Linked DNA regions of Homo sapiens: all the other regions are linked to region 4. The links are chromatin loops, found by intact Hi-C in ENCODE. Cell type or tissue: IMR-90. All regions are shown on one strand.

What was found. A loop is a pair of places that touch in the nucleus more often than their neighbours do. Peaks named below come from ENCODE experiments on the same cell type or tissue, not always from the same donor. Only the 100,000 strongest peaks of a DNase experiment are listed, where the experiment ranks them.
Region 1: it touches region 4 in a loop (8-fold over the local background); 4 of 110 quality-filtered maps call a loop at or near these places.
Region 2: it touches region 4 in a loop (5-fold over the local background); 8 of 110 quality-filtered maps call a loop at or near these places.
Region 3: it touches region 4 in a loop (10-fold over the local background); 51 of 110 quality-filtered maps call a loop at or near these places.
Region 5: it touches region 4 in a loop (5-fold over the local background); 32 of 110 quality-filtered maps call a loop at or near these places.
Region 6: it touches region 4 in a loop (8-fold over the local background); 60 of 110 quality-filtered maps call a loop at or near these places.

Annotation. Positions count from the first base shown.
Region 1 is chr11:6,361,036-6,366,035 of GRCh38, reverse strand. It overlaps LOC124902623 (a long non-coding RNA gene), which reads right to left and starts at 3,241. Exons shown (of 2, transcript XR_007062571.1): 1 at 2,926-3,241; 2 at 769-1,749. RefSeq lists a silencer at 2,663-2,957. In IMR-90, a CTCF peak has its summit at 2,775 (motif pointing right); a DNase peak (open chromatin) is centred at 2,785; H3K27me3 peaks cover 298 bases.
Region 2 is chr11:4,185,766-4,190,765 of GRCh38, reverse strand. LINC02749 (long intergenic non-protein coding RNA 2749) reads right to left here and starts at 3,614. Exons shown (of 2, transcript NR_047550.1): 1 at 3,562-3,614. RefSeq lists silencers at 1,077-1,302, 2,930-3,119. In IMR-90, CTCF peaks have their summits at 3,043 (motif pointing left) and 3,665 (motif pointing left); a DNase peak (open chromatin) is centred at 2,945; H3K4me3 peaks cover 726 bases; H3K27ac peaks cover 138 bases.
Region 3 is chr11:5,598,050-5,603,049 of GRCh38, reverse strand. The region is part of intron 1 of TRIM6 (tripartite motif containing 6); the gene reads right to left. All of the region lies in intron 1 of TRIM6-TRIM34 (TRIM6-TRIM34 readthrough), which reads right to left. It also overlaps a transcript of TRIM5 not described here. Among named protein-coding and RNA genes, the nearest start is that of TRIM6-TRIM34, 3.9 kb to the right of the region's middle. RefSeq lists an enhancer at 2,397-2,691. In IMR-90, a CTCF peak has its summit at 2,568 (motif pointing left); a DNase peak (open chromatin) is centred at 2,569.
Region 4 is chr11:5,806,134-5,811,133 of GRCh38, reverse strand. OR52N2 (olfactory receptor family 52 subfamily N member 2) reads right to left here and starts at 2,210. Exons shown (of 2, transcript NM_001005174.3): 1 at 2,080-2,210. In IMR-90, a CTCF peak has its summit at 2,507 (motif pointing right); a DNase peak (open chromatin) is centred at 2,503; H3K4me3 peaks cover 781 bases; H3K27me3 peaks cover 537 bases.
Region 5 is chr11:5,682,833-5,687,832 of GRCh38, reverse strand. TRIM5 (tripartite motif containing 5) reads left to right here and starts at 2,759. Exons shown (of 8, transcript NM_033034.3): 1 at 2,759-2,965. RefSeq lists an enhancer at 2,752-3,001. In IMR-90, a CTCF peak has its summit at 3,053; a DNase peak (open chromatin) is centred at 2,722; H3K4me3 peaks cover 1,395 bases; H3K27ac peaks cover 979 bases.
Region 6 is chr11:5,121,997-5,126,996 of GRCh38, reverse strand. No RefSeq gene overlaps it. Among named protein-coding and RNA genes, the nearest start is that of OR52A5, 14 kb to the left of the region's middle. In IMR-90, a CTCF peak has its summit at 2,749 (motif pointing left); a DNase peak (open chromatin) is centred at 2,716.

The DNA of each region.
Region 1 (5,000 bases), 550 kb before region 4:
GCCTGACAGGAGGGACAGAGAAGAGACTTTTCCCAGGAAGAAGGCCACTGTGTAGAAGGTAGAACCACAGCAGGCCTATTCAGCAATGGAGGCTTAAATGAGATACAGTCACAGCAGAGGCAGAGGAAAAGGTGGTGAAAAATCCTGGCAGGCTGCTGGATTCTGACTGCCAGTCTCCTACCAGTTCATCTGAATGGTCAAAGTCCACCAGCTAACGGGAGCCTGGGAAATGCAGCCTGCAGAGACCAGTTCCCCAGCAATTCAGAGCCAAGCAGGAGGAGGTCTGGAAGGAAACCTGAGGAACGGGTCCTCACCCTGTCCTTACCCAGCTTTATTTTTCTTTAGGTCACTTATCCCTACTCCTATTCTATTCTATTTTGTTCTACTCTAATATGCTCTGTTTAGTTCTTTTCTGTTCTAGTGTTTCTATTCTACTCTCTTCCATTCTATTTTACTGTTTCTATTCATTTGTTCTCTTCTCTTCTATTATTTACTTGTTTGCTGTCTGTTTCTTCCACTAGTAATGAACTGCACAAAAGTAGAGACTCTTCACCAGTGTAACCCAAGTACCTAGAACAGTGGTTGGAATATTACAGGTGCCAAATGAATATTTGTTGAGTGAATGAATGAATAAACTTGCTTACTGTTAAGATTCAAGAGGGCAGGAAACATCTACTGTGTTCATTATGATACGCCCAGTGTCTACCACAGTACCTGGTCAGCGTGTGTATTGGTTTCCTAGAGCTGTTGTAAAAAATTACCACAAACTTGGTGGCATAAGGCAACATAAATTTATTCTCATTGTTCTGGAGGCTAGAGGTTTGATGTCAAGATGTCAGCAGGGCCACACTCCCTCTGAAGGCTTGAAGGGAGAATCTGCTCTTTCTGCTTCTGACATTTCCGGGCATTCCTTGGCTTATGGCTGCATCACTGCAATCTCTGCCTCTGTCTTCAGTGGCCTTCTCTTGCATTTGTTTCTTTTAAGGACATTTGCCATTGGATTTAAGGCCCATCAGATAATCAAGGATCCTGAGATCCTTAACTTGATTACATCTTTAAAGTTCTGTTTTCCAAATAAGGTCACATTCACGGGTTCTGGGACATGGGCATAACTTTTGGAGTGGGGGAAGCAACTATTTAACCTACTACAGAACTTACAAAACACTTGTTGGCTGACTGGCTAGACTGACTAGTCTCCCTGGGTCTACTTTTGCCCCTGTCCAATCCGTCTTCCACAATGCCACTAACCTGACCTTTCTAATTAGAAAAAGCCTTCTTTTCTTTTTCTTTTTCTTTTTTTTGGAATCATAACTTCCTACTTGGAAATTTGAAAAAACTTCTGTGTTTTTCCATCCTAGGGGAAAAAAATTCATACTCCTTAGCTCAGCTACAAGATCTTCCATCTGTTGTTCTCTGCTTCCCTGTTCAAGTCTCTCTTCTCCCTCTCTCCTCACTTTTCACTTTGTGCTCCAACCACATGGCTGACCAGGGTCCTCTGTATATTTGTGTAGTATATGCAGTTTCTTCTTCCTCAAATAGCTTCCTATCCTTTGACCCTTTGGCAAACTCCTATTCATCCTTCAAGTCTCAACCAAAGTCCCTCTTCTATGCTGCCGTCCCTGCACACTGACCCCACACCCCTATCTAGAATCCTAATATGTAGATGCTCATTTGATGTTTGTTTGAATAAGTAAATAAACCCAAGTGGGATGGGGGCTGAGAAGGGTAGGACCTGGATTAGGCTTGGGTCTGGAAGAAAAGGAAAATGGGAAAAGTCACACTTGGTATCTAGGACAGGTGCCAGGGACTGGTGGGATGCTGGGACTGGAAGCATTTGGCCTTTGGGTAATACGGCCTGAGATAGATGTGATGGGAGGCCTGCCTATGGGAGGTGGTGAGATGGCACAGGGGTGTGTGGTCTGGTGTTAGAGGGCCAGCAGATGCGAGGCCCAGGTGGGCTGCCATGCTATAGAATCTAGTCTTCTTGGGCCACAGTTCCCGGGATGGGATTAGTTAACTCAACAGAGACCACCTTTGTTATGAGACCTGGGCACAGCTGTGGCCATGTCTGAAGAGGGACCCGGGAGCACAGGCAAAACAAAATGGAAAGCCCCAGTGGCCAGAGGCCTCTCTGGAGACCAGTGGGAAGGGGACGATAAACAGAGGAAACAGATGGGACCTGTCCAGCTCTTGGGGATCAAAGAGCCCCCACAAACACCACTCCTTATGTCCTCTGAGTAATGGTCTTTAGTAACCTAGGCACAGAGGGTCCTAAAAGAGAGGACTATAGGTCACTGAAAGGACCTGGTCGTGGGGGTCTGAGAAAGGCCCTGGTCTTTGGGGGTCAAGAGCTATAGGTCCTGGTCATTGAATGACCTGATTGTGAAGCCAAGCCTAAATGAGGTGCCCTCACCACCATGGAGCTAGAATGAGGGGTTCTGGTCAGTAGAGAGCCTTAGAAAGAGGCCCTGGTCATTGGATGCATGACCTAGGGGCCCTGGTCACTGAGGCTCTGGTCAGTGGGGGGTGGGACTGGGGGCTGCACAAGGGGCCCTGATTCCTGAGGAGACTGACCTAGAGGCCATGGTAACTAAAGGACTTGAGCAGGGGGCTCTGGTGACTGAAGCCTGAATGAGGGGCTCTGGTCAGTGGGGGCTTAAGGGAAAGGCCACTTCTGTTATTCCTGAGCTGAGGTGGGGAGAGCTCAGTGCTCCTTGTCAGCCTAGCATGCTCCTGTGCCCTCCCAACCTGACCAGCATGGCTCCCAATAGCCAGCAGATGGCACTGTGGCCTTGCCTGATGAGAAGTGGGCAGCCAGCAGGCAGTCCTTGGGGTGAAGAAGCTCAGCGGAGAGACAGGCTCAGGTGCTGCCTCCAGCAGCTTTGGGAGCTGCAAGAATTTGGGAGGGGGTGTGGTAAGACAGACCTTGATCAAACTCTCTGGGGTGATGGCCCAAGGCAGACGCGCTGGAAGCAGAGAATGCTGTGCCGTGGGTCAGGAGGCCTCAGTGTCTTCCATACCTCAGAAGGCAGGACGGGCTTGGTCAATAGCTCTGGAGTTCAGAACAAACTACTGCAAATGTGGCCCAACATACTCAGATACACTTTCACTCCAAGACTAATGCAGCTGTCCCTGTCACAAGATCCAAGACAAACTAAGACGTACCCTGAACATTAAGCTGTCATTTCCCGGCACTCTCAGTATTCCAGAAGGAATTAAGAGTCTGTACCCTGGCACAGTCAGAACTTGTCACAGCCCAGAACTCAATACCTCACTCACGGGGCGTGGCCACATTCCAGAACCATGTCACAGTCCAGGGCCTTGTCATACCCCAGATATAGACACAGAGTGGGGCTCTGGCATCCCTCAAATAATGGCACGTCCCAGGAACCTCCATGTGCAGAACAACCCAGGGCCTGTCCTGTCAATCTTTATATACTGGCATTTCCCAGGGGCTTGTCACAGCCCCTGCTTGGCCCTGAGCTGTGATAGTATCTGGTGTGCAACAGCTACGATGTGACAGGGCCCTGGGATATGGCAGTATTCAGTATACAACAGAGTCCTGAAATGTCCCTGTATTGGAGGATTGACAGGGCCCTGGGCTGTGACTTTATCTACAATGTGCAGCAACTGGTTCCAAAACTCACACCTGTGGGTTTGGCCATCATCAACAAGTATTAGTGATCAGAGTGCATAGCAATTATGGTGACAAGCTCCATGGGGGATACAGAGTGTACAAAGCAGTGTTTCTCAAACTATCCATGGTGACAAGACCAATTTTATTTTAAACATTTGCATTTCAAATCCACTGCAGACTGACACTTTTGTAAAATGCAATTAAATTGCTAGAAAAACAAAAATTTGGCCGGGCGTGGTGGCTCATGCCTGTAATCCCAGCACTTCGGGAGGCCGAGGTGGGCAGATAACCTGAGGTCAGGAGTTTGAGACCAGTCTGGCCAACATGGTGAAACCCTGTGTCTACTAACAATACAAACATTAGCTGGGCGTGGTGGCAGGCACCGGTAATCCCAGCTACTTAGGAGGCTGAGGCAGGAGAATTGCTTCAACCCGGGAGGCGGAGGTTGCAGTGAGCCGAGATCGTGCCATTGCACTCCAGCCTAGGGGACAAGAGTAAGACTTCGTCTCAAAAAGAAAAAAGAAAAAAAAGAAAAAATTTAAAAAGACACAAAATATGAACCCAGTTTGTAAAAATAAACTTTTTATTTTGGAATAATTTTAGATTTGCAGAAAAGTTGCGAAGAGAGTAGACAGTTGCTGTGTACCCTTCATTCAATTTCCCCTAATGTTAATATCTTGGATAACTGTGGTACATTTATCGAAACTAATAAATTAGCTGTGGCATGGTACTATTCACTAAACTACAGACTCTCTTCAGATTTCAGCAGTTTTTCCACTAATGTCCTTTTTCTGTTTCAGAATCTAATTCAGGATACCATATGGCGTTAGGTGTACTTTTTGTTATTAAATTAAATGATAAATAATGATTCTGTCAAATTGCTATAGACATTTCTAAATGCTTACTCTCCATTTCTGAACTTATCTTCTCATGGGAACAAATAATTTGTAGGTGGATACTGGCCTGTAGGCCACAATTTTGAGTAGCGCTGGTATAAAATGGCTAGCTGTCATATATATGGTGGTGTGGCAGGGAAGTGAGGGGTGGGAAGCAACTGGCATTTACAACTAGAGTACAGGGGTACAGAGGAAGCAAAGGTGGTGGCCATGTGGGTGGGTCTTGGCCATGGAACACAGTAATGGAAATGGAGAGCTTTTGGAATGCAGTCCCGAAAGATACCTAGTAAGACAGTGATCCTGCAAGTGTGCATTGTTTTGAAGTTTTGGTGTAAATATCTGCAACAACCAGCAGGTCCTGATGACTATTTATGAGCTCATTGAGCTATAAAGGTGGGTAGAGAACTTCGAATTTTTTTTTTCTTTTTTTTTTTTTTTTTTTTAGAGAGGAGAAGAAAAACCACACA
Region 2 (5,000 bases), 1.6 Mb after region 4:
AGGCAGGGTTCCCACAAGCCACCACGGGACAGTGACACTGGGGAGGCACCATCCAGCAGACACAGCCTCAGGAGCCAGAAGTGTATATGGGGATTCCAGCACTTCCCCTGGGGAAGTGAATTCCCACTGACGTCCAGGTGCATACCCTGGTCAAGAGGACACATAGGGACTGGGGTCAGAGCCCAGGGAATACACTGGGCAGACAGTGTATGGGCCAGTGAGCACCAGCAAGGTTCCAAGGACAAGGTGGCTGGGGGCCTCAGGGAGCCTGGGGCCTCAGCCATTTCCAAATGACAACTAGTGTTTCGGTATTTCAGTAACTGGCCCTGCCCTACTTGACACATAGTCTAAATATCAAGCCTACCCTTCCCACCTCTAGCTCTTCCTGACATCCACCACCTGTCTCCCACATGAGGGGCTCCCAGGGCACAAGACTGTAGAATGAGCCATCCAACAATCCTGTGACCTGCTTCCTCAACCCCCACACATTAATGACACTCCAGCCTTGGCCATGACCAAGTGCCTCTCCCTTCCTCATATTTCTACCCTACTTACACTTTCATGACCGCAAGTTCATATGATCCTTGCCCCAAGAGCTGAGTTTGTACCAACAAGTATTCCCTTTCAGCAGGGATACTGTAGCCAGCCTACCCATGGCCCTGCTCCCACCTCTGTAAAGCCTTGAGAGAACCTGAGGTTCACCAGGTCATCTTCCCACCCAAACCACACTCTGTTCTGTCCCACCCCCTGGAATATCACTCAGCCTTTCTTATCCAAGGCCTTCCTGCAGGCTGTACTGTGAGGCATACTACACACTCTGCACCCAGACTTTCTTTTCTTCCTTCCTGCCTCACCTAGGCCTGGTTGTGGAAGGTGGTGGGGGCATGGGGGCACTCAATACTTGAAAGATTCCTTAAGGAGTATTCCACCCAAGATACTAATAAGGATGGAGAACTGATCTGCCCAAGGCCACAGTGAATTAGAGACTGAGCAAGAAGGTAGAGCCCACATCTGACTCCTGTCTAGTTTGTTTTCTTCAGCAGCATAGACAAGAAGCCTATCTCTGCAAACCCAGGACAGACCCTCCTCCCCTGAGCAAAAGGAAATCCTCTCTTTTCAGCTCCTGCCAAGGTGTGGGCCCTTAGCAAACAATAGGCCAGCTGAAGGCCTTGGAAACAATGCAGGCTAAAGAGAGGGTCACCATGAGCAGACCTGCAGGTCTGTCTACCTGGAGAAGTGGTTTGTTTGCTCTACTTGTCTTGTTTTTTGTGTGTAGGGGTGGGGGAGGTGAGGAGGCGGTGTCGGAAGGGCAGTACCACCAAAGTGGCTAACATTTTCCAGACAGCAGCCTGGCCCCAGTGCCACTTCTGTACCTTCAGGAACACAGCGGCCATGACTGGTGCTCAATGTGCCCAAGTTTACTGCATTGTAATGTGTAAGAAGATGCTATGATGGTTGCAATCTTAGAGGGTAGACTAGGTGCAGAGAGGGACAGGGGACTTGGGAACTGCCTCCCACTACCCCTATAAAAATATCTGCCTGATAACAATTTGGGTTGGGTGACTTATAAAGGAAAAAAGAAAAGAAAATCTCTGCCTGACAGCCACAAAAGTGCTGCTGCTCATGCCAATACACCTCATTCCCTAATTCCAAAATGGCTAGCAAGGTCCCAACATCAGCCTTTTCCAAGAACAGTCTCCTTCAGAGTTATTATCCTAGTACACGGTTCAGAAAAGGTCCTCAAAGCAGCCAATCTTGGCTTTAGATGATGATAGTGATACTTTAAACAAAAACATGAAAGAATTCAAGTTCCTTTGTAATCTAAGCAACCCACACCTTGAGGTTGGCCTGCACATCTGAAAGGGAAATCGAAAACATTTTATAAAATACAGCATTTTAAAGAGCCAGGGAGGTAATTTTGAAAAAGGGACCAGAAACTTCCCTTTCAGTTAAGACTTCTTGCCTTTTTCTACAGAGTGGTGAAGTCTTCTCTATACCACTCCAGTCTAACGTGACCCTGACTACCAGCACTCAGGGGTGGATGGGGAGTGGTTACTACTGTCAGGAACCCATCTCTTGTGGATTAAAGTCTTCTGTGCCCCCCCAAATTCCTATGCTGAAGCCAGAACCCCCAATGAGGTATTAGGAGGTGGGGCCTTTGGGAGGTAATTAGGTTTAGACTAGGTCAAGAGGGTGGGACCCTCCTGATGGGATTAGTGCCCTTATAAGACAAGGAAGAGATCTCTTGTCAATGCAATCTGACCACACAAGCATCAGGCATCACAGTCCAGAGGGGGCACAGTATAAAGGGGTGAGGACCCGGGTATTGAGTAAAGATGAGCTATTTGCAGGCAGGTAGCATCAGAGCTTTCTGGGCCAAAGCAATAACGATACAACAAAAAGGAAAGGCAGGCAGCAGATCCTGCACAGTTTGGGCCAAAGGGACCTCACAAGCACAGCCCTGCTCTATTACGCAGTGAGCGCACGCTCCCACCAGGCCTGGTGGGCACAGCAGCTGAGGCTCCCTTTCTCAGGAAAGAGAGGCTATTCAGAGAGCTACTGCACTGCCTGAGACCCTCGGCTACTTCCACAGATGCCGCTAACAAGTGAAAGTAGACTTTAGGATGCTGCTTTCATAGTTAAGGATTAATTGGGTTTAAGGCTAGAACTGGAATTGGTCATTGAGTTTTAAAGACTGTTGCCAGATAATAAAGTTGAAAAATACGAAGCATCCAAAAATCTGAACGCCCAAGACCTTTTCCTACAGCTCTATCAGCCTCAGAGCACTCCTTCAAGATTTCATTGCTATTAAAATAGCTGAGTGAGGAAGAATCAGGACCAGCGCGGCTCCGCAGTCCCTCCCTACTGGCTCCCCGCCCACTAACTTGCAGATCAACTGTGCTTTCCTCGTTGGCACCCACCCCAGCCCCCGCTCAGGCCCCGGCAATGAGACCAGCGAGCGGCGGTCAGAGTGGCGCACCCGCGCTCGACTGCTGCTGTCGGCCCCGCCGGGCTCATTCAGTGGACTCGGGCGCCCCCGTGAGGCCGCGGGTGGGCGGCGCACCTAGCTAGTGCGCCCTGGGTCCCGGCGGCAAATCCTCGCGGCCTGGCACTCACTTGCGCGCCATCTGGACTGCCGCCCTCTTCCCCCGAGCCTCGTCAGCGCCCGGCGGATCGGCTGTTTGCTAGGTCGCCGGGGTCCCTAGGGCCGAGTCGGCGGTGGCCGGCCAAGCAGAGCTAACGAGACCCTTGGGAGGGCAGCTGCGGCAGCCGGGCCATGGCAACTTGTCGCGCTGCCGCCGCCGCCGCGGCCGCCGCAGTGTAGGCTCGGCAGTGCCCCCAGGCCCCGCACCAGCCCGCGACCTGCTCCGCCGCCGCCCTTCTCCCAGTCCCTGCCCCGCTGTCAGCGGAGGCCCCCACGAGCTCTACACTGAGCGCCTCCCCGCACTGCCCCGCGGCGAAGTCGCCGTAGAGGAAGACCGGGCTGGGGGCAAAGGGGCGTCAGCCCTGCCCACTCCCAGTGCCATCCCCGAACGCGCCCTCCCCGGCCCCTCCAAAAACCTGGGTGTGGCCGTCCCCTGCCTGGGGCCCTCATTGAACCGAGGCCTCATCCATCTTTAAAAGGGAATGGGGAGGGAAGGGAAAGAGCCAGTCGCCCTCTGGCGCCCAGCCTGGGATGTGAGGGTGCTCCACTGACACACTAAAGTGAAGGGCCCCGGAGCTACCTACTGAGCTCCCCATCTGGGTGGGGAAAATAATGGTGTTATTTCATAGGGGTGTCACGGCGATAATAATCTAACGTTTATTGTCCATTTGCCAGGAATTAGGCTGTGTACGTTACTCCAGTGACCTCATTTAGTTCTTACAACACTGATGGCCCCATCATGAGTGTACGTTTATTCCCATTTTACATATGGGAAAACTGAGGCCTAGATTCATATGACTTGACCTGAAGGCACACAGCCAGTGACAAAGCCAAAGCTCTTTACCCCAGTGTTTTCTCTTTTTTAATTATTTTTGGTACAGACAGGGTCTCTCTATGTTGCCCAGGCTGGTCTCAAAGTCCTGGTCTCAAGTGATCCTCCCACTTAGCCTCCCAAAGCACTAGAATTATAGGCATGAGCCACCACGCCCGGCCTACCCCAGTGTTTGAGAAAGTGTCTTCCAGGAGTCACAACTCCTCAGAACAAAGGATTTCATGGCCCAATAATTTGGGGAAACACTGCATGTTGTACTTCCCTCTGCTTTTGTGGGGTCTGACAACGTTTAGTGAGCTTGAGTCTCTCCAAGAAGAAAAGTGTTTAACTTGGTTTGATTCAGTGTTTTCCAAACTTATTTGAACAGAGAACACTTTTAAAAAAGACATCCCACAGGATGCTAATAAGAATGTCTTTTTAAAAAGTGTTTTCTGTGTACACTTTTAGACACACTTGTCTCCTCAGTCTCAGATGAAACAATAGCTGTGGGAGTCTTTGTATCCTAAAAAGTGCTGTAAAACTATGAGGGCATGTTTTATTGTTGCTAGTGTTATCATAATCATCTTCATTATTTTTAGGAATTCTGTCTGTAGCCTCCTGGGACTCCACTCTGTGGTGCTGAATAAGAATAACTAACATTTACTGAGCGTTGCCTATGTGCCAAGCACTGTTCTAAGTGCCTTCCGTATATTAACTAATTTATTCCTTAAAGCTACCCAGGTATTATGGCCATCTGAGGAAAAAAGACACAGAATCTGAGGATCCTATGAGTAATAGATGTAAAATCCTTAAAAGAAAGCCCTTACAAGTGCTACGCAAGTGCTTGCCATTATCATTATCCCCATTGCACAGAGGAGGAAACTGAGGCACAGAGCAGTTAAGTGACTTGCTCTAGACCACACTAATAGTAAGTGAGTTGGAACCCAGGCAGCCAGGGGCAGGGCCTGTCCTGGTACCCACTGTGGTATCCTGCCTCTGTACCAGCCACGGAAAGGAAACCCCAGGTTTGCACCCTCATCAGCA
Region 3 (5,000 bases), 210 kb after region 4:
CTCTTGCTCCTATTGAATAGAGACAAACTGAGGCCCTGGAAAGGAGGGGCCTGTGTGAGTCACTGTCTGTGTGATCTTTTCTTTTTTTTCTTTTTTGAGATGGAGACTCACTCTGTCACCCAGGCTGGAATGCAGTGGTACAATCTCAGCTCACTGCAATCTCCGCCTCCCAGGTTCAAGCAATTCTCCTGCCTCAGCCTCCTGAGTAGCTGGGATTACAGGCACGTGCCACAACACCTGGCTAGTTTTTGTATTTTTAGTAGAGATGGAGTTTCACCATGTTAGCCAGGGTGGTCTTGAACTCCTGACCTTAAGTGATGCTCCTGCCTTGGCCTCTCACAGTGCTGGAATTACAGGCATGAGCCACCGCACCTGGAGACTGTGTGACCTTTTCTCACCCAAAACATATCCTCAATGTTAAAAGCACCTAAAACACACTGCTGCCTCAGGATTTTTGCATTTGTCGTTCGTGATGTAAAGATGACCCTTTACTCTGCTATCTGCATGACTTACTAGCTTCCTACCTATTCCCTTATCAGAAGGGTCTGCTCTGACTAGTCTATTTAGAGCACAGCCACCATACAATCACTCTCCACATATTCACCTCATTAGGGGGTCTTGCTCTGTCGCCCAGGCTGGAGTGCAGTGGCGTGATCTCGACTCACTGCAAGCTCCGCCTCCTGGGTTCAAGCCATTCTCCTGCCTCAGCCTCCCGAGTAGCTGGGATTACAGGTGCCTGCCACTATGTCCGGCTAATTTTTTTTGTATTTTTTAGTAGAGATGAGGTTTCACTGTGTTAGCCAGGATGGTCTCGATCTCCTGACCTCATGATCCGCCCGCCTTGGCCTCCCAAAGGGTTGGGACTACAGGCATGAGCCACTGCACCCGGTCTATTTTACTTCTTACACCACTTAATACAGATCTTTACTTGTTTGAATCCTCGCAGTGAAATGTAAGCTCCATGAGATCTGAGACTTTTTGTTCATGGTTGTATCTTCGGCAGCTAGCATAGAGCCTGACATATAGGTCCTCAACTTTGGATGAATGAGGGGGTCAGAACCCCCTCATCCTCTACAGTGATCATCTGTGACCTTTCCATGAGCTCTTTCACCTCTCTGCCATCACCTTTGCATCACTCTCTGGTATCTGATCTCTAAGACTGTGAAAACACTTCCACTTCTTAACGGCCCTGCTCCACATAGAGCCCTCTCACCACATGCTCGCCTTCTCAGAAAAAAACCAAAGAAACAGCAATGGCCACAATAAGGGGTGGTAATTTTTTTGTTGTTGTTGAAACTGAGTCTTGCTCTATCGCCCAGGCTGGAGGGCAGTGGCACTATCTCGGCTCACTGCAACCTCTGCCTCCCGGGTTCAAGCGATTCTCGTGCCTCAGCCTCCTGAGTAGCTGGGATTACAGGTGAGCGCCACCATGCCCAGCTAATTTTTGTATTTTTAGTAGAGACAGGGTTTTACCATGTTGGCCAGGCTGATCTCGAACTCCTGACCTCAAGTGATCTGCCTGCCTTGGCCTCCCAAAGTGCTGGGATTACAAGCGTGAGCCACTGCGCCCAGCCTGGGGAGGTAATATTTTTACAACTCATGATTCTGTAACCAGTTGTGATTTAGAAATCACATTCTCTTGCTTTCTTTATCCCTCATGGACAACTCTGCATAAATAAGAGTATTCTCCATTCTTTAATAAGAAGAGACATTAAGTGACTTTACACAATCATGCACCTTGTAAGTTGTAGAATTGGCATAACCTAACCTTTCCAGGGTGCTAGTTCAAAGCTTCGTCCTCAAACTCATAACTTTGACCAAAGACAGTCAGTGGTAAAGGCTGTGAAAGTCAGGCATGGACCAAGTGCTTTCGAAGTATGGAAATGAGAGAGATCCTATTTGATGATGGGATTTTGCCAGGGCCTGTCTTAAACTTCAGCAGGATCCTAAGGGGGTCCATATGTAAGGAGAGGTGGCCGGTAAGGCAGTTGAGACCTTATATCTTCATTGAGAAATATGACCTTTATTGTCTATTTTTCTTGGAAGAGTTGTTGATAAATTACGTTACCATTGTTTAAAATCACACTGAGAATACTCTTTAGAAAATTTTTAAAACTGTTTCCAGCACTGAGTTATTTTCACTGGGAGCCATTTGTTCTGCTTGTCTACCTGGAGTTGTGTTTGGGCCACCAAAGAAGAGCCAGCTAACACTGCCTATGTGAAGCTCTGGCCCTGGTTCCAGGCGTGACCTCGCTGTTCTGAACAGGCCACAGTGCGTAGGGAGCAGGCAGAATTCTCTAACTTGTCTTTGGCTGGTTTCCCAGCAAAAGTAAATGTACACTGATGTAAAAAACAGTCCGTGTGGGCCTCAACACAAGGCCCTGTAAATTGTACCAATTTACCCCCATCTTGAGGACCTGGTGGATTTAAAAAGTATATCAAACTGCCTCCCAATAACAACACTCCCCTTAGAAGAAAGGGCCTGAGAAAGTGTCTCAGATAAGGGTAAGAAAAAGTCATGGGATGTAAGCATAAGCCTCCTAGCGGCCCTGCTGGGGGATCTAGCGAGCCGAAAACAGGTTCTTGGCGCTGCCATCTAGTGTTCTGTGGTGCTTCTGCAAGTACTAGCCTGGCTCTTCAGCTTTGCCATGCTTAGCAGCAGCGATGCTCACAGCAAATATCTACAGAAAGCCCATTAGGTATTCAGCAAGAATTTAATTATTTTGTACATAATAACTCAATAATTCCACATAACAACATTATGAATGTCCCTTAAATCTCATCTCATAGTTGTATAAACTGGTATTTAGTAGATCTTTCAAGTGGCGGGGCCGGTGTTGAATGCAGATACGCAGGCTGCAGAGCTGGAGCTCTTATTACTCCCTTATATTCCTCATCTCCATAAAGGGTGCAAAATATAATTAACAAATTAATGAACTCTGTGCATCTAACTGGTAGTACTAATTGGTGTTACAGACGTATTTACCTATCATCTGAGAGTCTGTTTAACCAAATTAATCACACCTGTGGGAACTGCACTATTATTTCCTTTGTTAATATCTCCTACCATACCCACATCATCTCACTTAGCACACTGCACTATAAGGCTCTATTGCCTTTGATAATAGAGGCAATAGAGGCTCTAGAGGCAATAGAGGCTCTATTTATCTTCCAGGTGCCCCAGACCTTAGCACTGCAGCTAACACAGGAAATGATCAATTAACTTTATAATGGATTGAAAATTATAGCTTACTGCTGAGCTTATAGTTGGCCTTGATGTTGGCACTAGAGTATAGAAATAAATGTGCTATCTTATCAAAGTGTTACTGTTAAAAAATAATTGTGTTGGCCGGGCGCGGTGGCCCAAGCCTGTAATCCCAGCACTTTGGGAGGCTGAGGCAGGCGGATCACAAGGTCAGGAGATCGAGACCATCCTGGCTAACACGGTGAAACCCTGTCTCTACTAAAAATACAAAAATTTAGCTGGGTGTAGTGGCGGATGCCTGTAGTCCCAGCTACTCGGGAGGCTGAGGCAGGAGAATGGCGTGAACCCGGAAGGTGGAGCTTGCAGTGAGTCGAGATCGTGCCACTGCACTCCAGCCTGGGCGACAGAGCGAGACTCCGTCTCAAAATAAATAAATAAATAAATAAATAAATAAATAAATATAATAATTGTATTGGTATTATATTTTAATTGAAAGTCCAATTCCAATTCATCCTCCCCAACAAACACATGCACACTTTCATTTCAGGCAAAACTGTATTTAGCGTACCCAATTCTCTTGAAGGAGAACTACTGCCTCATAAATGCAATGTAGTAATAGTCCCAAACTGAAAAGAATCCATGACATCACTAACTGGTAAATGAACAAACTGTGGTGTATCCATACAGTGGCATATTACCAAACAATTAAACTGTTAATATATACAACAAGATAAATCTCAAAAGCATGCAAAGTGAAAGAACCCAAACATCAAATTTAAGTTATTGTATGATGCTATTTATGTGAAATCCTAGAAAAGAGAAAGCTATGGTATTTGAAAGTACATCAGTGGAAGCCAGGGCCCAGGAGTGGGAGAAAAGTTTGAACTGCAAAGGGCATAAGGAAATTTGAAGGGTGAATACATAAAGGGAAATGCCCTTTATGTATCATGATCATGGTGGTGGTTACACAGCTGACTGCAACTGTGAAAATTCACAGAACTGTATGCTTACAATTTGTAACTTACTAGATAGAACTCAATAAACTGACAGAAACAAAAAAATACAAGAAAAATTAAAAGCTTGGTTTCTGATCTTCTAAGCATAATGGAACTGTGTTGTCAAACATGTAGCCAGATATGGCTCTTGAGCATTTGAAGTGTGGCTACTCAGAAATGGGTTGCTTTAGGTACAAAATACACATTGGATTTTGAAGATTTAGTTTAAAAAAGTTAAAGGATCTTATTAATTTTTTTATGTTGATCACATGTCCTAATTGTATTTTGCATGTATTGGGTTAAATGAAATGTATTAAAATTAATTTCACCCGCTTATTTTTAATGAGGCTACTTGAGTATGTAACATTACATATGTGGCTTCATTCTATTTCTAGTTCATTATATGTCTTTTTCCTATCTAATATGCGCTGTAGATATTCATCTAATACTCTCTTTAGACAGAGAAAAATTCTTGAGCAGAAAAAAGATTTGTAAGAGTTGAGGTCTCTTGTCAAAGCTGAGGCTTGGGAAAGAAATTGTGAAGGAGGGGAGCATACAGTTAGCATAGGTGACCCTTGCCCACACACCAGCAAGCCCTGACTGCCCACTGCAGCTAAGTGCAGCCCAAGGGAGATATGGGAGGCTGCCAGTTTCCAACTGAGGCCAAGTCTCCAGAGCAGTGTGGACGGGCTGAGAGAAGGCATTCTGACTGTGAGGAGTGCAGACGAGAAGAGCCTGCAGTCCCAGAGCCCAGTGCATCAAATTAGCAGAAGAAAGAGCCCAAATTCACAACCAGGTGG
Region 4 (5,000 bases):
TTATATTAAATCTTACATATCAAGAATAAAACAGGTGGCCAAAGTTTAAATTATATTTATATATCATATTTTATAAATATTTTAATATATTTTGTGTTTAGCCACTTTTGCCAATAGTTTTTTCAAAAATTATTTTCTCAACTTTCTGTATTACAATAAAAAAATTTTTATCTCCAAGTAGAAAGCTTTTATCATTCATCTTCTTAAACCTTTTCATTGTCTCTCTTGTTCTTACCATAAACCCAAAAATGACTCTATGAAATTACCTGACATCATAGGCATAGGGCTCTAGGTTTAGTATGAAGCAAAACAACAATAACAAAACAACAAAAAGGTAACATATTAGGTTAAAAAAAAAGATTGTGTACTATAAACTCAGATAGAACTGGCCCCTGATTTGAGCCCACTTAATCTTGTTTTCAGTCCCTTCATGTGTGGCACATTCATTCCTCAAAACCTCCATGCCGGCCATTTCCTCTTCCTTAAACAGTTCTTACCTCCCATCCCCCTTCCACAATGTTAACACCAGCTTATCTTCTGTACCACCTTGAGCATTTGTTCCTTCTGAAAGTCTTTTCTGGTATTTGTAATTTGTGACATTACATCTCATACTTATAACACATTCCTTTGCGTTTTTGCTTCATTTGACTTTTCCCCTACCTTATTTATTTATCTTTCCATCATAATTCCATTTTAAAATGTTTTGGGATTTTTGAGGGCCTCTTAATACAACCTTGTACTTTCCTCCTCAGTTCAGAGCTGAGACACACAGGAGACAAGGAGTTGACAGAGAATGTCAACAATTTTATGATATACATCTGGGAAAATGAGGCTTTAGATTTTTCAGGCAAAATACCTTGTTCTGCCTTGCCTCTGATTTAGACTAGCTTGCTCATCCAGTCCCTAGCATAGACACATACAAGTCTCTTTCGGAAAGCTTGGCCACTGACTTTGCTAATGTGGACAGACCAGAATGCGTGGCCTATTCAGGCAGGGAGATTGACTTCTGTGAAGCGTCAAGGCTCAGCATATAGCTCACCCATAGCTCACTGATATCTGATGCTTCTCCCACTCAGAGGAATGAGTTATGACAAGAAGAATGTTGTTCTAAATGAAGTCCTTATACTTGAAGTAATAAGTGTAGAATAATTAATTATACCGTTTTCCCAAATCTCTCTTCCTTTCCTTAAACTTACTGCTATTTGTTCTTTCTCATAATACAGTATCTTCTTGTACTAAATTCAGATTGTGATAGCCTCTCCTGCATGACTACTGGGTAAATAACAAAAGGAAGGCAGAAATAAAGATGTTCTTTGAAATCAATGAGAACAAAGACACAATGTGCCAGAATCTCTGGGACACATTTAAATTTCTTGTCTTTAATTAGCCCACAGAATAGTGAAACTATCCTTGGGCAATGGTAATCATTTTTCAGCTTTTTTATAGAACTGCTTTGAAAATAGCTTTACTTTTTTTTTTTTTTTGAAAGACAATGTAAGATACAATAATTTTCTCTGAGTTCCTCTTCAAAGATTTAGCCGCTAACTTCCTGGTCTTTTGTTCTCAAACTCAACTTTCCTTTTCCTTAGTTACTGTAAAACAGCCTACCGCTTCCCATCAGCTCTAATCAATAACTCACATCTGTTCCCGTAGTTACCTGGACTCATTGTTCCCCGGAAACTGCACATCTCACATGCCTCACCACTGTACCCCGTGTTCCCCTTCCCTTCCATATTTAGAAAGATATTTGCAAGTAGCCAATCTGGTCAGCTCAGCCCATGGGGGAGTGACACAGCCCATGGGGGACCCCAGCCCATGGGGGAGTGACACAGAAGTAGAAACTGTCAGAGATAAAAGCTCCCTGCTCTCCTTCCTTCCCTGTGCTCTTGTGATCTTGATTGATGCGAGTGGCACCCTTCTACAGAAGTAAATTGCCTTGCTAAGAGAACTTTTGCCTAAGTGTTGGTTTCACTTTGCGGCACTGAGCATTTATTCCTAGAGCATTTTTACACCCAACAACTCTGGGGGCTCATCTGGGATCCCCACTCTCCTTCAGAAAGGGATCTTCAGTCATCCTACCCAGGGGAGACGCATTCCAATGCCCCGTTGCGGTAGTCTCAGGGAGGGGAGATCGGGACCCACCCATTGTGATGAATAAACTCGGACTCTCAGCAACGCGAGGAGGAGAGGCTTGCAATACCGCGGTGACCAGGTAAACTCTGTGCACAGATCAAGGTAGGAAACGTCACAGGGGCGACAAAGTACTTCCTTGGTGGTTGGGGGCCGTGGGTCGGGGCATTCTGGAGGTTGAAAGTGCGTGAATGGTAGCAAGCGCTCCTGCTGCGCAGAATGAATGAGTCCAATCTGTGGTTCTGTGGTCACCTCATATGGGGGTCCCATCAGGGGTTTATGCTGACCCGCCATCAAGGCTAAGAGGAACCTGAAATATTCCCACGAGGGAAGCGGCCAGAGTGGACAAAGCGAAAGGATGCAAAGAGCCTCCAGCAGGTGGGGCTAAAGGATAGGCGAATTGAGCCTCAGTTACGATTCCAGTGAAGGATAGGCAAGAGGTCCCCTAACACAAGGGGTTGAGCCACAAGGAATCCCTCGCCAAATAGGCGAGAAATCCCTAATATGATGGGGTTGAGCCACAGCAATGCCCCGTTAGGCAAGAAATTCCTAATATGAGAGATTGCGCCTAGCCAAGACCCAATATGGGAAATATTACAAGCAAAAATGGTAAGAATAGTAACAAAGATATATACCACCTGATAGTCCCCTAAGTCTCATGAAAAAGGATATGAATAGTAACAAAGATATACCACCTGATAGTCCCCTAAGTCTCATGCTAAAATGTTGGGAAGATAATGAAAGAACTAAACATAAGAAAAAGCAACAAATGATAAAATATTGCTTTTCTATTTGGACTCAAAGACCTAACCTCAATCCGTCAATCTTCTGGCCAAAGTTTGGGTCAACTGAGGATATACTATGTCAACTTTCAGTTTAACATGTAAATAATAAAAGCCCAGTTTCTCAAGAAGAACTGGACTATGCTCTTTTTTGGAGGCAAAGACCTGTCCTCCCTTTCCCTTATGCACCTGCCCCTACTGTGGAGACAGTGAAGGAGGGTTCTCAGAGGATCCTAGCAAAGAAAACAGCACATAGGATTCCCTGGACCATCCTTTACCTAATGCCCCTAGTCCCCCATCTAATACCCCCAACCCTTCCCCTCAGGCCCAGCCTAAGTCCTCCTCTGTGAAAGGAATCCAAGCTCCTCATTCGCCAGGTGGCTTTTGACAGGCTAGCGACATCAAGGATCTGCCTCAACATGTTGTCGTTGTCGTGCAGCCTCTAGTGCGCCCCCACAGCAGAAAAAGCCCATGCTCTGCCGCAGCCTATGCCTAAGCAGACTACATTATGGGACATATGCCTTACTTTTGCCAGGGTCAAGTAATACAGGCTTCAGATGCGGCTCCAAGCAGCTAGGCATCCCCGCGGCTAAGTTTCCTGAACAAGTAGTAGATAATCTTTCAGCTGATATATCCGCTAGCATTTATTATGGGTCAGGCCAGTATTAAAAGTGAAAATATCCACCAGAAAAGACTTTGATTATTTAAAGTCACTTATATTAAAATGTACCACCAGAAAAGTATTACATGTGTATAAGTACGAGTTTAAAAGTATAGTTTAACATTAATGACTGATAATTCGCTTAATCTAGCAAGTTTCTTAATGAGATATCCAAAGCTAAAAAGAAAGCACACGTGTTTAGATTTAACTGATTACAAACGTTCGGCCAAACTTAGAAGAAACCCTCTTCAGGAATGATTAAGGGAAAAAGAACGCAACAGGTGTTCAGTAATTAATAAAGAAGTTCCTAGAGAAATTTATAAGCTGTCTGCACTTAGTCAAGCTTTAAATTACCTGCAGGACCAGGAAAGAACCATCTGTACTAATTCTAAATATGCCTTTACAGTGGCTAATACATTTAGCAAATTTCAGACTGGATTAATAGTAAAAGTCAAAGCCTTGTTCATGAGGAGTTAATCACCCAAGTATCTATTGTCCATGTCCCCAAGCACCAGAAAAGCCTGTCTTTTAAAATAACCTAGCAAATCAGATAAGCCGAACAGGCTGCTGTTTCTCCTGTAGGCACTAAAGGGAACTCAGAAAAACATTACCCATTAAAGACCCCAAGCGATGTATAACACAGTCAAAGTTTATATGTGTTTAGGAATTTATACCCTTAGCCAAACAAGTCTAGAGACTTGGTTGCCATAGATGAAATGTCTTCTATCTTCCTATTACCCTAGTAAGTCCAAACTACCTCCCAAAACAATCTACTGCCAACATTCCTACATACTTGGTTTATCTTCCACTTTCTCTTCCCTCAGAACTCAAAATTTTCCGGTACAGGTGCCACCCCTAAAGTTCCCAGTATATTGACACCAGCCTGAGGAGCTGGCCTAGTGCTTCAAACCACTGAAACTGCAGTCCAAACAGCAAGAAAAGATGGACCCATCATACCCGAGTCAAGAAAGCACCACCATCCCCAAAGTCATGGACCATTATTCAAGGGAAAAAACCCCTCAAACTAAAGTTAAGGAAAGTTTAACTCTCTTTTATCTATTCTATTACCCTTTCTTCTTTCCTCATTCTATTGCTGACCTTATTATCAATGTAACTAAGTCAGACTCATCCCAAATCATTACCTTTGAGGCTTGCCTTGTTATGCCTTGTGAAGAGGACGAACAATGGCAAAGGTATGTCTCTCCTTTAGAAAAACACCTCTGCCCCTTCAGAGAAACCACTGACCTCACACCTTGCTCATGGTGGGGGTACCAAGGCACCTTAAGTTAGGAGATACGTTCTCAATGAGCAGATGTCATCCTGACTGCCAATGAACACGGCGAGACCTCCCCAGAAGGCTGTACCAACCTAAAATCTTACCTCCTCCTTACCAAATGAACCACCCCCTCTAATTGCCAACTTTACCA
Region 5 (5,000 bases), 120 kb after region 4:
CTTCCATAGATCTCATAGCCATCCTTTTATTCTCGTCTGGCTTTGAACATCTGAAGTGAACTTTCATCCTGGTCTGATTTATCTCATGAAGTATTAATTGCAGCTGAGAGAAAACAGTAGTAATATTAGGTCCTGACAAGATACCAGAAAACGTGGGCCAATAGAAAAACTGAATGCACCACACACAGTTTATCACCAGAGTAGAGCATGTTGGCAGGCTCCATATTCTAACCTATGTTCTAAATTGTAGAAAAAATATATTATTGTTGGAGCTCTGTGTTTTCTCTGTAAACCCTTTTTTTTTTTTTTTTTTTTGAGACGGAGTCTCGCTCTGTCGCCCAGGCCGGACTGCGGACTGCAGTGGTGCGATCTCGGCTCACTGCAAGCTCCGCTTCCCGGGTTCACGCCATTCTCCTGCCTCAGCCTCCCGAGTAGCTGGGACTACAGGCGCCCGCCACCGCGCCTGGCTAATTTTTTGTATTTTTAGTAGAGACGGGGTTTCACCTTGTTAGCCAGGATGGTCTCAATCTCCTGACCTCATGATCCACCCACCTTGGCCTCCCAAAGTGCTGGGATTACAGGCGTGAGCCACCGCGCCCAGCCTGTAAACCTTATATATCCTGCTTTCCTGCTTGAAAAGGAATCAAATGAAATATCTCTACCTTTGGGTCCATGGATATTTAACATTTTTCTCTTCAAGAAAAAGAGCAAAATAAGAGTAAATATGGTTAGAGTCTGAATAATACTTAGGAAGAAAACAGAGAGGATATTTTAAAAAATCGTTTAAAATTTGTTTAAAAATTTACATAATTACTTTTTTTTTTTTTTTTTTTTTTTTTTTTTTTTTTTTTTTTTGAGACAGAGTCTCACTCTATTGCCCAGGCTGGAGTGCAGTGGCATGATCTCGGCTCACTTCAACCTCCACCTCCCGGGTTCACGCAATTCTCCTTCCTCACCCTCCTGAGTAGCTGGGATTACAGGCATCTGCCATTACACCTGGCTAATTTTTGTATTTTTCGTAGAGATGAGGTTTCACCATGTTGGTCAGGCTGGTCTCAAATTCCTGACCTCAAGTGATCCACCCGCCTTGGTCTCCCGAAGTGCGAGGATTACAGGTGTGAGCCACTGCAAATGTAATCATTACATAATTATTACTAATGCCACATAATTATTACTAAATAACAATTAGTAATATTAATTATAATTGTAACTATTAATAATTGTAATTATTAATAATACTAATTATTATAATTATTACTATAATTATTACTGCCACATAATTATTACTAATGCCAGAAGAATATTTGAATTAAACTAGGTGACACAGCAGTTATCTTTACAGCAAGAATAGAACAGAAATGTGACATCAAGATATTCAATTAAAATTAGATTAATAGCTATATATCTTCATATCTATTTAAATATTACTCCTTATATACACCATATTCTAGTAAATCTGAGACAATAAAGAACAAAATGCAAAAGCCCCCTACCTGATTTCATGAAACAGAAAGCTGCGGGGGTACAGTGTGGAGGGGGTATGAGGTTACTGATGATGGAATTAAGTGATAACAGGCTGCCCACTGCAGTGCTCCCCATTGCCTTCTCCTGAGGCATTTTCATTTTCAAACTAAATACTCCTCTCTACCAATGATCCTAGTTCCAGTGTGGACTTCCTGAGATGTTCCAGTAAGGGAAAGCTTAGAAGGGAGGCTATGGTACATGGACCACAGTTCAGCCTTTTGGACCAGTTTTGCATAGTAACCAGAAGAGAAGAGAGAGGAAGGCCTGGCCCTGCTCAGGGATGCAATAGATACTTTGGAAAAGACAACAGCGGGAAGTTGGAGAGTTCTTTGAAAGTGAATAGTTGAAAGAAATAATGTGGTATTTCTTTATCGCTCTCCAGATAAACTTCTTTTTTTTTTTTTTTTTTTTTTTTTTTTTGAGACGGAGTCTCACTCTGTCGCCCAGGCTGGAGTGCAGTGGCGCGATCTCTGCTCACTGCAAGCTCCGCCTCCCGGGTTCACGCCATTTTGCTGCCTCAGCCTCCGGAATAGCTGGGACCACAGGCACCCGCCACCATGCCCGGCTAATTTTTTATTTTATTTTATTTTATTTTATTTTATTAGAGATGGGTTTTCACCGTGTTAGCCAGGATGGTCTCGATCTCCTGACGTTGTGATCCGCCCGCCTCAGCCTCCCAAAGTGCTGGCATTACAGGCGTGAGCCACCGCGCCCGGCCCTCTCCAGATAAATTTCTAGCATCCTGTCCTCTCTGGGTTTCGGAGTCTTAATAATATGACATCTCTCCTACCTGCAGCTCCTTTTCTGTTCATAGGTCCTATAAGATTTTTAAGTCCAGACCAGAAATCTACTGCAATTCTCTAAAAATCATTAACTTTGTTCTTCCTTCTCTTTGGGCCATATCTGTCACCCAGAAGCAGAACTCAGCTGTGAGATCAGGAGCAAGAGGAGCACATTGGAAGAATTTCGAAAAAGGGCACCTTTTCTAATTTTTAATACTTGGCTGGGTTAATCTGAAACTATGTCAGAAGAAGTGGCATGATAACAAGATCCTGAGACTCAAGAGAAAAGGGAGATTGAGTGGGAATGCCTCTAGTTCCCACGGCTCCTCCTGTGAACAGCACAGCTACACGGCCCGGCTGATTCATTCAGAGGGCGGGACTCACCAGGCCCTACGTGGAGAAATGCCATTGGCCCATAGTTTATCTTTCACTTTCCTGCCCTGAGTGTGAGCAAGAATTTCCTGCGGTTCCTCTAGGAAAATTCCTTTGTGCAGATCAGGCCCGTGGATTGGTGAGTGAATCCTAACCACGTCTTCCCTGGCCTGTCTTCACTCTTCTCCCCAGAATCACCACTTCTGCACTGGTGTCTGAAGGTGTATTGAGTGATTTTGTGGAGGGCAGAAGTAGGAAGTCTTTGGGACAAAACTGTATTTACCTTGGTGAGTTTAACTTATCTGAAAAGCTGTGCGGGGGTGGGGAAAAGACACAGTTCACAGACTTCTTGCTGCCAGAGCTGACTGAGGGGAACAGAGCCGCCTGGCGGGCAGGCAGATTTGAAAGAAGGGAGAGCTTTAAAGTGAAGGGCTTTGTTTCCCGAAGGCTGGTTATTTTTCCATGCTGACTCTCTCCCCATCCCCTCCCTACTCTATACTTTTTAATTGAACTTTGCTGTAGAGAGCCAGAATTCTCTCTTTCAGTGTCTTCTCCCAACAACAAGGGCAAAGACAGGGGCCTTGGAATCCTAATGATTTAATGCCTATTAGTTTACTAATGTAGTGTTTCTGCATAACTCTACAGGTCAGTTCTCATCACCTTGGCCTGGCTCTGTGACATCAGCCTTCATGGTGTGACAGCTGTCCAGTTCTGTAGTCCTGTCATTGTCACTGTAAATGGAGTTCTTTCCCTAGTTCATATTGGTTACAAAGATAATGGGAAAAAAGGCAAGCAGGTTTTATTTCTTGCTAGGAGTGGAGAGTAAGAGAGCTCCTTCTCTAAAGCCCCCTCCCCCAAAACAGTGGAAAGCATTGGCTTTAAAAGAACTGAGTACGGGGAGAGAAAGGAGTGTTAGCCTATAGGGTGGAACTCCAGTTGTGCCACCTCTGTTTATAAACACATGTCTTCATACTGTGTCCGGAATTGGTGGGTTCTTGGTCTCACTGACTTCAAGAATGAAGCCGCGGACGCTTGCAGTGAGTGTTACAGTTCTTAAAGGCGGCATGTCCGGAGTTTCTTCCTTCTGATGTTCGGATGTGTTCAGAGTTTCTTCTTTCTGGTGGGTTCGTGGTCTCGCTGGCTCAGGAGGGAAGCTGCAGACCTTCGCGGTGAGTGTTACAGCTCATAAAGGCAGTGTGGACCCAAAGAGTGAGCAGTATTAAGATTTATTGCAAAGAGGAAAATAACAAAGCGTCCATAGTGTGGAAGGGGACCAGCGCAGGTTGCCACTGCTGGCTCAGGCAGCCTGCTTTTATTCTCTTATCTGGCCCCACCCACATCCTCCTGATTGGTCCATTTTACAGAGAGCCGAGTGGTCTGTTTTGACAGGGCACTGATTGGTGCATTTACAATCCCTGAGCTAGACACAAAAGTTCTCCAGTCCCCACTAGATTAGCTAGATACAGAGTGTAGACACAAAGATTCTCCACATCCCCACCAGAGTAGCTAGATACAGAGTGTCGATTGGTGCATTCACAAACCCCGAGCTAGACACAGGGTGCTGATTGGTGTGTTTACAAACCTTGAGCTAGATACAGAGTGCCGATTGGTGTATTTACAATCCCTTCGCTAGACATAAAGTTTCTCCAAGTCCCCACCAGAGTAGCTAGATATAGAGTGTCGATTGGTGCATTCACAAACCCTGAGCTAGACACAGGGTGCTGATTGGTGCATTTACAATCCCTTAGCTAAACATAAAGGTTCTGCAAGTCCCCACCAGACTCAGGAACCCCACTGGCTTCACGCAGTGGATCCTGCACCGGGCCGCAGGTGGAGCTGCCTGCCAGTCCTGTGCCATGCCACGCACCTGCACTCCTCAGCCCTTGGGTGGTGATGGGACTGGGCGCCGTGGAGCAGGGGGCGGTGCTCGTCAGGGACGCTCGCGCAGCACAGGAGCCCAAGGGGTCGTGGGGAGGCTCAGGCATGGTGGGCTGCAGGTCCTGAGCTCTGCCCCGCGGGGAGGCAGCTAAGGCCCGGCGAGAAATTGAGCACAGCAGCTGCTGGCCCAGGTGCTAAGCCGCTCACTGCCCGGGGCAGCGGGGCCGGCCGGCCACTCCGAGTGCGGGGCCCACCAAGCCCACGCCCACCCGGAACTCCAGCTGGCCCACAAGCGCGGCGCGCAGCCCCGGTTCCCGCTCGCCCCTCTCCCTCCACACCTCCCTGCAAGCTGAGGGAGCCAGCTCCGGCCTTGGCCAGCCCAGAAAGGGGCTCCCACAGTGCAGCGGTGGGCTGAAGAGCTCCTCAAGTGCCGCCAAAGTGGGA
Region 6 (5,000 bases), 680 kb after region 4:
GGCTAGATTAATTTACATTCTCACTGGCAGTGTGTAACCATCCTTTTTTCTCTACAACCTCACCAGCATGTTACTTTTTGACCTTTTAAAAATAACTATTCAGACTGATGTGAGGTAGTATCTCATTGTGGCTTTGATTAGTATTTCTCTAATGATTAGTGATGAGCATTTTTAATATGCTTGATGGCCCCATGAATATCTTCTTTTGAGAAATATCTGTTCATGTTCTTTGCCTACTTTTTAATGGGGTTGGTAGACCTTTCTTGGATGCATATTTTGCAAATATTTTCTTCTATTCTGTAGCTTGTCTACTTACTCTGTTAATAGTTTTTCTTGCTGTGCAGAAACTTTTTAGTATAGTTATGTCTATTTTTGTTTTTGCTGCAATTGCTTTTGGATCCTTCATCATAAAATCTTTGCCAAGGCCTAGGTCCAGAATAGTATTTCCTAGATTTTCTTCTTGAGTTTTTATAGTTTGAGGTCTTACATTTAAGACTTTAATTAATCTTGAATTGATATTTAAAGGATGTCCTATTCAGTAAATGGTGCTGGGATAACTGGCTAGCCATATGCAATCTTCTGCATCTGTTACAGAAGATTGTATTGGCTAGCCAGTTATCCCAGCACCATTTACTGAATAGGACATCCTTTACCAATTACTCATATTGTCAACTTTGTTAAAGATAAGATGGTTGTAGGCATGCAGCTTAATTTCTGAATTCTCTAACCTGTTCCATTGGTTTATGTGTCTAATTGTGTACCAGTACCATGCTGTTTTAGTTTCTGTAGACTTGGAGTATAGTTTGAAGTCATCTGGTGTGACTCCATGACTTTGTTCTTTTGCTTGCTATTTGTTTGGCTATTCAGTCTCTTTTTGGGTTCCATATAAATTTTAGATTTTTTTTTCTAATTATGTGAAAAATGGCATTGGTAATTTGATAGGAATAACATTGAATCTGTAAATTGCTTTGGGAAATATGGCCATTTCACAACACTGATTCTATCCATGAACATGAAATGTTTTATTATTTGTTTGTGTCATCTCTGATGTCTTTGAGCAGTGTTTTTTAATTCTCATTGTAGAGACCTTTCACCTCCCTTGTTAGCTGTATTATTAGGTATTTTATTCTGTTTGTGGCTATTGTGAATGGAATTGCATTCTTTATTTGGCCCTCATCTTGGATGTTGTTGATGTGTAGAAATTTTACTCATTTTTGTACACTAATTTTGTATTCTGAAATTTTATTTCAGTTGTTTAGCAGTTCTAACAGCCTCTGAGCAGAGACTATGGGGTTTTCTAGGTATAGAATCATATTGCGGGTGAAGAGAGATAGTTTGACTTCCCCTCTTCTTATTTGGATCCCTTTTGTTTCTTGTTTCTTTTTATTGTCGATTGTTCTGGCTGGGACTTCCAGTACTTTGTTGAATAGGAGTGGTGAGAGTGGGCATCCTTGTCTTGTTCCAGTTCTCAAGGGGAATGCTTCCATTTTTTGCCCGTTTAGTGTGACATTGGGTGTAGGTTTGTAATAGGCAGCTTTTATTATTTTGAGGTATGTGCCTTTAATGCCTAGTTTGTTGAGGACTTTTAACATGAAGGGATGTTGAATTTTACGAAAAGCTTTTCTGTACCTATTGAGATAATCATGTGGTTTTGTTTATAGGTCTGTCTATGTGATGAATTACATTTATTGTTATATGTATGTTGAACCAATCTTGCATCCCAGGAATAAAACCTACTTGATCTTGGTGGATTAGCTTTTTGATGTGCTGCTGGATTTTGCTTGTAGTATTTTGTTGAGGATTTTTGACTCTATGTTCATCAGAGATATTGGCCTAAAGATTTCTTTTTTCCTTGTGTCTCTCCCAGGTTTTGGTATCAGAACAAATCTGGCCTCACAGAATGAGTTAGGGATTAGTCCCTCCTCCTCAACTTTTTGGAATCATTTTAGTAGGATGAGTACTAGCTCTTTTTTTATACTTCTTTGTAGAATTTGGCTGTTTATCTGGTCCAGGGCTTTTACTGGTCGGTAGGTTTTTTTATTAGTGATTCAATTTTGGAACTTGTTATTGGTCTGCTTAAAATTTCAATTTCTTCCTGGCTCAATATTGAGAGGTTGTATGTTTCCAGGAATTAGTCCATTTCGTTTAGGTTCTCTAGTTTGTGTTGTTCTGCATTAATTAATTTTAAATAAGGAAAAACTAAAAGCCAAAACATATATGCATTTTAAATTAAACTCTGTATTAAAGATATTTAAGAGTAGGGAACTTCTTGGGATCAAGAGATTGTTAAAAAAAAAAGCTTGTGATTTACTTTTCTAGGAAGGACTGCTCTAATTTTCTGTCTCTTAAAATAGGACAAAAATCATCTGTGCATAATTGATTTTCCTCCCTTTCTCTTAGCAAGTCTTACTTCTTACAGGCATTACTGTACTCTCAACCCTGTTCTGCCTACCACTTCCAAACACACTTCTTTCTTGGATCACTGAAATGCCTTCTGGAAATCCTTTGATGGTCAAGAGTAAATACAAGGTACAATATTTGTTTTGTTTTCGATTCCCTTTCCTTACCAAGCATACAGTAACGCTGTCCAATTTGTTCAGAGATGAAATGGAGTCTCAATTGATGCATTGCCTTATTTTAGTGTCCTTTTTCTTTGTCAAATAAGTGAGAACGAGATAAACCCTATCTCTGGGGCTCTGAGAGACAGGGATGTGTTTTACTAACAGAAGATGCTTCAACACTGCCATCTCCTGGCCATACTAGATATGCCAGGCCCCCAGGGAATTGAGCAAGCCGCTAACCCTTAGAAATGGCTGGCTTTAAACTTCCATCTTTGCCCTAGGGAAAAAATATCTCTCAGGATTTGAGAAAGGCTAATAAAACTTTGGTAATCAGGGAAAATTATGTTACAAACCACAAATATTACATAGCTGGGACCAGCAGAGAGCAACCTTCCTCTGTGCCAGTCACTTGTCACTGTTGCTCCTGGATATTGAGTAAGTTATAGTTAGGAATGTGTACAGCTCAAGTGGAGGTGAAACAGTACATCCTGAAGTACAAGTACAAGTGCAGCTAATGAATGTAGACTCCAGAAAAAATCCAAATCATAAACATGAAGAGTATATTTTTGTTAGGGTCTCACTTTGAAATTCTATGAACTACAATTAAAGAACAATAATGATAAGTTGAAGAATCTACTTTGGAAGATTGAGATGTTAAGGGCAGTTAGGAGCCTGCTATTGGAGAAGTAATTTAGACCTGCAGATGTTTTACTTGAAAGAGAGAAGGATCATGAGTGTGTAGGGAAGTTGAAACTATCCCTCTGAAGGTTGAAGTCTACGTCTGTTAAAATGAATCGACAAAAGACAAATTAACAGGAAAAAGACATAGAATTTTATTAACATGCATAAGCATGGAGAACTCCAAGGAGAATGATTACCTGATAACTCAATTAAGCACAGATGCTTATATATCCTTCTTTATAGGGGAGGGGAGAGATTGAATGGGACCTGAGAAGAGACAATAGTTTGAGATGAAGTTCATCTGGGCTCCAGGTGTGGTGTTTAATTTTCAGTGTCTTCCTCTGTAATATGAGTTTTAATCTTCTCTGGTTAATGGAATTTCAGGGAAGGGATTGAAGGCAATTGTGTTCCTCTTTAGGGGTCTAGCGTCTAGGTAGATAAGGGAACTTCAGAGAATAACCTCATCCCATGCTTTGGGAAAGACAAAGAAGTGAAAGACAGGAAGGGCTGGGGGATGTCAGAGAAACCTTGCGGTTGCTTCTTTAGTTCAGAATGTTAAAGTGCTATATTTAGGGATATTGGTTTTCTGGGCTCTAACAATGTAATGATCTCCAAAACATTCCAGAGTTTAAATCTGTGGTTATCATGGTGACTAGGGGCCAGGGAAGAACACAGAATAATATTTGGATGTGATGACTTGAGTTATGGAGAAATATTAGAAATGCTTAGCACACCACTTATAAAATTTATGGATCACCTTGATTTAGACCTAGACAACTAATCACTTGCATAACCTCTCTGCTCTCACTTAAAAAAAAATCATTGATGCATAATATCATGTTACCAGCCCTGCAACTGAACCATAGTTATTTGCCAGTGTATCGTTACTGGAAATTGTTAAGTGTCCCAGCCACAGCCATTATATTGCAATCAGAATTTTGTTTTGGATGTTTCTCTATTTCTGCTGCTTCCCAAGGCACTTCCACCTCAACATGTTTGTCAATTATTTCCCATTGAATTTCTTGGAGAATTTTCAAATAGTCTCATCCCATCATATTTTTCGTATGTCAACTTTTCCAGAAGATAAAAAAAAAAAATAGAGCTTTCGACTTTCCTTCAGCAGTAAGTAGCCTGATTTCTTTTTTTTTTATTATTATTATACTTTAAGTTTTAGGGTACATGTACACAACGTGCAGGTTAGTTACATATGTATACATGTGCCATGTTGGTGAGCTGCACCCATTAACTTGTCATTTAACATTAGGTATATCTCCTAATGGTATCCCTCCCCCCGGCCCCCACCCCACAACAGGCCCAATGAGAACACATGGACACAGGAAGGGGAACATCACACACCAGGGCCTGATTTCTATGTAAGGGTTATATCTGTTCACACTGCCTCCATATGGAGATTCAGGCTTCCAAACTCGTTAACTAAACCTCACCTCTAACTAATTCAACATCTTCTTCATGGTTCCCCTGACGATACAACCTGAGGTTCCTCTTCTCCTAAACCAGGTACTCTAAAATTTCCTTAATTTTAAATTTATATATAAATAGTTTAAATATGTCTTTACCCTCCAATGTGTGGAAAAAGTCCTGGTGTGAGAGGTTTAGGGTGCTTATATGAACTACAGAGTTTTTGTATACGGTTGTCTCCTGTATCAGAATTGCTATGGTAATACACCAAAATTATGTGACTGTCATTGTCTACTGAATGGAGTCTGAGTCTTGCAGCAGTGTCATATTTGAACACTT